2 separate regions of the Homo sapiens genome follow, and region 1 is linked to region 2. A link is a contact called in ENCODE Hi-C or POLR2A ChIA-PET data. All regions are on one chromosome and are shown on one strand. Each heading gives the region's core, a stretch centred on a gene start or an enhancer-like site at or near the end of the contact. The rest is flanking DNA. Distances are from core to core; before and after follow the strand shown. Region 1 holds the start of ZNF862 (zinc finger protein 862). Region 2 holds the start of CASP2 (caspase 2).

Region 1 (2,761 bases), core at 183-2,682, 6.6 Mb before region 2:
TCTTTGCTTGGGTTTTGTTGAGCTTTATTGGCTTGGACCACGTACTCTGTAGGTGCCGTGTCTGCTACATGCATCACTGTAGCTTGTGGAGGGAGGGAGGATGGAAGAGATGCTCATGCGAGAAATCACCTCTTTTGAAATTCAGAGTCCTTCCTAGTCTTCCCAGGAAAAACTACAGCATCAAAAGAACCTCATTATCCTTTTCTCTCTTTTCGTGTGGGACAACCCTTTCAGGCGTGTCCAAGTTATTGAAGTGAAAACTGCAGGAGAGCTCCTTGAGAAAGGTGATCATTTCCTATTTATCCTCATACTTCCAGCATCTCGTTCAATGCAAATCACAGATCACAAATGTTTATTAAATGGACAGTTTTTTAAGGGACTCAATAAACAGTCGAAAACGTTTGTTGAGAGAATTCTCCTCTGTGCCAAATAAGAAACAATACTCAAGAACTGGCAGCAAACAACATCCAGAAAGATGTTAGTCCCAAGAGGCTGCCACTGTCTCCAAGCTAATGTGCCCACAACCACACTGGTCTTGGATGACACGGCCTGGAAGCGCTGGCAATCCCGTCAAATCCCTGAACTCCGCCCCCAAGCACTTTCTTTCCACCTTTTCTTCCAACTCAAAGCCTCTTGCCCAAAGCCAATTTATGACACAGGTTTCTAAGCAATGCCCAGATATTCCATGAAGTACATAACCTAGAAACAGAAGTGGCAAAAAGCATGCCAGATGCCCTCTCTTTTCAGCCCTTTCTTGGTAAGGAGGATCTAGGCAGGGTCAAGCCCTCAAGCGTCCCACCCTGCAGCTCCCACTGGCGTCCGATCCAGACTCCAAGCCTTAGCAGGGCCTCTTCAAAACGCCGAAGGTGGTGGGGAAAACAGGAAGCACCTTCGCATCGCTCCACTCGGGGGTCACCCAACCCAGCATCGACCCAGCGGACGCTCGGCAGCTCGGGGAGGATGCGCGGACACCGAACGGAAGCGTCCGCTCCTCTCCGCCACCCTCCCGGGGTCGGGCGCCGAAGTGCGGGAAGAGAGGGCGGGCCGGCGAGTCCTTCCCTGCAAGCCTGGCTCATCTGCGGGGCCTCCGCCCGAGCCGCCCCGCCTCGCCCGAGCCCGGCTCGGGGATCCTCGGGAGGGAGCGGGCGGCCCCCGGGCCTTCCAGTCCTACCTTCCCCGACTCTCTGGGCTCCATGGCCCCGCTTTCGGAGGCCCGTGCCGCCCCCTCCCCCCGCGGCCTGGCCTGAGGATGCAGCCGCCGCGACCGCCCCGGGGACCCAGGCTCCCGGAGGGGGAGGGCACCCAGGTAGGGAGGGAGCGCGGCCCAAGAACTTCGCTCTCTCACGTCGGGGGGCGGTAGCGCCGGTGGACCCAGGATAAGCGCGCTGAGCTGAGACTTGCGTCGCACCGAGCGAACAGCTTTACGGTCACTGCCCAGCCCCAGGCGGCGGGGCGTGACGGGAAGTGTAGTCCGCTCTAGGTGAGCGGCTCTCGAAGCTGCTATTGGCTCCCGGAACGCAGGTCCTGATTGGACGCCGGCGGCGCGCTTGCGACCCTCCCCGCCTCCCTCCGGCGACAGTTACTAGGCAACGGCGGCGTGGCGTCCTTTAGTCCTCTGCAGCAAGGGCAAAGCGCTCTGATTGGGCTACGCGAAGGCCAATGTCAGCCTTGAAGTTCTAGGTTTTCTTTTATTAAGGAGGGCAATACTTTTTGTTCTATTCACTCAAAAAGTATCATTGGTTGCCTACCATGGGTCAGGCCGTGTTCTAGGGTTTGGGAGAACACAGTTGAATGAGACAAAGGCCTTGCCTTCAAGGAACTCACGATCTATTAGGGAATCAGACCAGAAACAGATAATTACAAAACAGAGACAAGGGCTATGAAAGAGGTAAGCACAAAACATGAATTAAAGCCCGCGTTGTCACCTTAGAGTGAAGCGGTGGGGGATATGAGGTGCTTAGTCAAGGATTTCCTGCGGAAGTGATGCCTCAGCAGAATTAAAGCAAGAGGTAGGGTCTGCCAGGTAAAGGAGGTGCAATGGACTGACCGGTGTTCCCCTCCCAGGAGATGGGGCGTTTGGGAGGTTTAGATGAAGTCGTGAGGGTCAGGCCCTTATGGTGGGATTAGTGTCCTTATAAGAAGTTTTGTCCAAGTGCGGTGGCTCACACCTCTAATCCCAACTCTTTGGGAGGCTGAGACAGGAGGATCACTTGAGCCCAGTAGTTTGAGACCAGCCTGTGCAACACAGTGAGAGATCCCATCTCTATAAAAATAAAATAATTTTGTGAGGTGGAAGGATCACTTGAGCCTGGGTGGTCGAGGCTGCAGTAAGCCGGGATGGCGCTTCTGCACTCCAGCCTGGGTGACAGAGCAAGACCATGTCTCAAAAAAAAAAAAGACTTTTAGGGGGCCAGGGCAGGGATGTGCCTTCATGAAGGTGTTAGTGACCACATGCGTGCTGGGGGAACTAGCTAGGCCCTTTGCCCTTCTGCCCCTCTGCCTTCTGCCATGTGAGGACAGAGCAAAAAGGTGCCCTCCTGGAAGCAGAGACCAGGCTCTCACCAGACACAGACACTGCTGGTGCTTTGATCTTGGATTTCCCAGCCTCCAGAATCATAAGAAATAAGTATCCATAATTTATAAATTACCTAGTTCCAGGGATTTTGTTACAGAAGCACATAGAGATTAAGACAATGGTCAACTAATTTTTTTGTATTTTTAGTAGAGACAGGGTTTCACCATGTTACACAGGCTTCAAGTA
Region 2 (2,860 bases), core at 260-2,759:
ATCTGAGGTTTGGAAAAATGAGTCTGAAACTCCATTTTTTCTTCTTTTTACTGTAATATTTCCATTACCCAAGACTTTCAGGAAAAACTGGCTACAAGAAAAAGAGCTATACAAATAAAAAAACCTATTTAAGAATGAATCACTTTCGAATACGTCAAAGCAGTAATAACGATCACATATAACACTGCAGCTGGGATACTAACCAGTGGTGCAGCAGATTTCTTCCATTAGTTTACCAGTAGTATTCGCTCCTTAAATCGTTCTCTTCCTCTGGTTTCCATGACAGCATTCTTTGGGAGTCTTCTCTCTGCCTACCCAGTTCCTGTTTTCTTTAGAGGGCCTTTGGCCTGCCCTTAATATTGATATTCCATTAGGGACGCCCCTTCAAAGAGCCTTTCCCTAGACAATCTCACCCATACTTGCAACTTACTGACTTATAGTTCTTAACTCTCTCGAGTTCCAGACTTGAATTTTCAATCAACTCTTTAGTTTTAATCTGAAGCATCACCCCCTCTGCACACCCGCTCCTTCCTCTACTCTGTAGTATGAGAGTCTTAAACGTGAACATTATAAAAGTTTCCAATCATTTAGAATTTCAGGACACAACTGGAAGGGGAGGAGGGGCGAAGGGCACCACGGAGTTCCTACGTCTTAATTCTGTGTCCTTCTGCAGGTTCCCTTTGCGAAGACCTTAATCTTCAGTCTCGAGCAGGAGGCATTACAATGTTCTCCTGGGTGATGACTGCCATGAAATGGAATGACCGGGGCAGAGGCATGGACACTCGGAGCCACAGGAACCCCCTTGTTCTGCCAAAAGTACTCAATTTCCAAACCCTGTATTGACTTCTTTGAAAATCTGGTCATTCTATGCAAAGCCATGCAGATCATGATACAATCGATACAAATCAAATGCACATCAGGCAGAGCACCGAGGTCTGCAGAAGGTCTCGTCGATTTTTAAGGAGACAGAGTATGGTCTTTTTATAGTTTCCCTCATAAGGGAGCCAGAGGAAAGGATGAAGAATCTTCAAGAGAACCCAAGAGCGGGCAGGACTGCAAAGACCTCCCCTTTAGAACCCTCGTGGGTTGAACAAAGGGAGGCTGGGGCAGTCTTTTCCCACGAGAGACAAGGCCAAGAGGTCCGCCCGCGGGCCCTTGCGCGGAGTCAGGCTCGGAGCGGCTCGGGCGGGCGTCCCACCCTTGGCAGGAAGCGCGGACACGGCTGCTTTCCGGGGCTCCGAGGGGAGGGGGCTGCAGGGCCGCACGCCTGGGGGCCACGCTCCCCTTCCCTGGGCTCCCCTAAGGAGCCCTAAGACCGTTCCCTACTTACCTGCGTCCCCTGTCAGCGGCCATCAGCTCCTTGTGCTGGAAGGTGGACCAAGACCCCGCGCTCGGCGCCGCCATTTCCCGCTTTTCCCGGGCTCTCCGCTGCGCACCGCCCACAGCCCAAACAAACCGGGGGCCGTCGCTTCCCCCACATCCCTCCCCTCAGACGCGGACGCACACTGCGCCTGCGCCTGCGCCCTGCCGCGCCCACACACCAGGCCACCCAGTCCCCGGCCCGGTGCGTGCGCAGGCGCAGAGCTCTAGCGGCGGCCGCGCGGTCCAATGGGGTGAAGTGGGGTGCTCGGCGGACAGACAAAAGGAGGGGAAGGAGCGGGGCGGGGCAAAGGGCGGGGAAAGAGCGAGGGCGGGCGGGTGTGCTCCGTTCGGCCTGGGAATCCGATTGGTTATCGATTCCCGCGGAAATCACCCCGGTGCCTCTCGCGCCCCCTGGCCGGCCTATGGCGATAACTTCACGGAGACGGGCGTGGCTGGAGTTTTGCTTTATTGAAGTTGAACGGTTGGGGCCAGGCTGCGAAGGAGACTGAGAGCGCGACAAGGCCCTGGACAGATGCCCGCGCGGGGAAGGAAGGCTGGCTTAGGAGGGGGCGTCAGCTATGGTTTAGCAGCTTCCAGCGACCGAAACCTACATCACAGCCGCAGCACACAATTCCAGGAAACCTGGTGCTCAATATTGGGATCTCAGGAATCAGGACCGGCGGCTGGGGTGAAAGCCTAGCGGTCAGAGCTTAGGAGTGAGGCAGAAGCTGTTAGAGACTCTTCGCAAGTGACCCCGGGGCTACATATGGATGATTCAAGAGGGAGTCTCCTCGCCAGAAAGTTCACATGTTTCACTCCTTCTGGCCTTCATACCAACCCATTGTTAAAACTGGAAGTCCCTCCACCTGGGGTCACTGACTCCACTGTTTTCAGATAGGATGGGGACCCTGCACTGGAGACTGCTCTCTAGCCCCTGGGCAGGAGAGGCACAGACACTGCTACGCACGCGGAGCAGGGATCACCAGCGCTTTGACTGACTTTGCTCGTCCAGGAGGCTGGGGACATGCGTGCCCATGCTCAGCCCACCCCCTCTGTAGACACAATTGGTCGCCCATTCTGTTTATAGGAAGTCTTCCATCCTGCACCAGCAGCTGTCCCTAGACAGGGATTGGGAGACATGCAAGTTGCTTGGCTTCCTATTACCTTGTGTTGAAAACACAATAGGCTTTGGGATCAGGAGTTCATTCCAGTTATTTTAATGTTATTTACTAGCAGTGTGCCCTCGTGCACATTATCAAACTCCTCTGACTCTTGGAATCCTCATTTTTCAATAATAACTCACAAAGCTGTCAAGCCTAAGGGTTCTAACAGCTCGAACAGCACCTGGAACAGAAGCAATAGCCGCCACTCAGAGGTTACTTCTTCCTTCTCCGCCTTCTCTGGATCACCTCCCTACCTCATCCTCAATCTAACGCTGGAAATATTGGATATGGGGTAGGTCACCAAATGTTGCCAGAAGACTCAAATTATGCCACCC

The links. Hi-C counts contacts between places; a loop is a spot of excess contacts on that map. ChIA-PET counts read pairs that join two places held with the same protein, here RNA polymerase II (POLR2A). Pooled maps may share reads with other maps.
Region 1: a map of B cell shows a loop between it and region 2 (14-fold over the local background). The contact joins the promoter of ZNF862 here to the promoter of CASP2 in region 2. A Hi-C loop is called at or near these places in 1 of 168 maps with a recorded cell type or tissue (B cell) and 3 of 50 pooled maps. POLR2A ChIA-PET finds 5 or more read pairs at or near these places in 1 of 52 experiments (WTC11).

The regions. Positions count from the first base shown.
Region 1 is chr7:149,837,046-149,839,806 of GRCh38, reverse strand. ZNF862 (zinc finger protein 862) reads right to left here and starts at 1,432. Exons shown (of 8, transcript NM_001099220.3): 1 at 1,172-1,432. The coding sequence starts at 1,195. RefSeq lists a silencer at 897-1,356.
Region 2 is chr7:143,287,000-143,289,859 of GRCh38, reverse strand. It overlaps CASP2 (caspase 2), which reads right to left and starts at 1,509. Exons shown (of 11, transcript NM_032982.4): 1 at 1,331-1,509. The coding sequence starts at 1,404. TMEM139 (transmembrane protein 139) reads right to left here. Exons shown (of 3, transcript NM_001282876.2): 3 at 1,812-2,860. RefSeq lists a silencer at 1,133-1,882.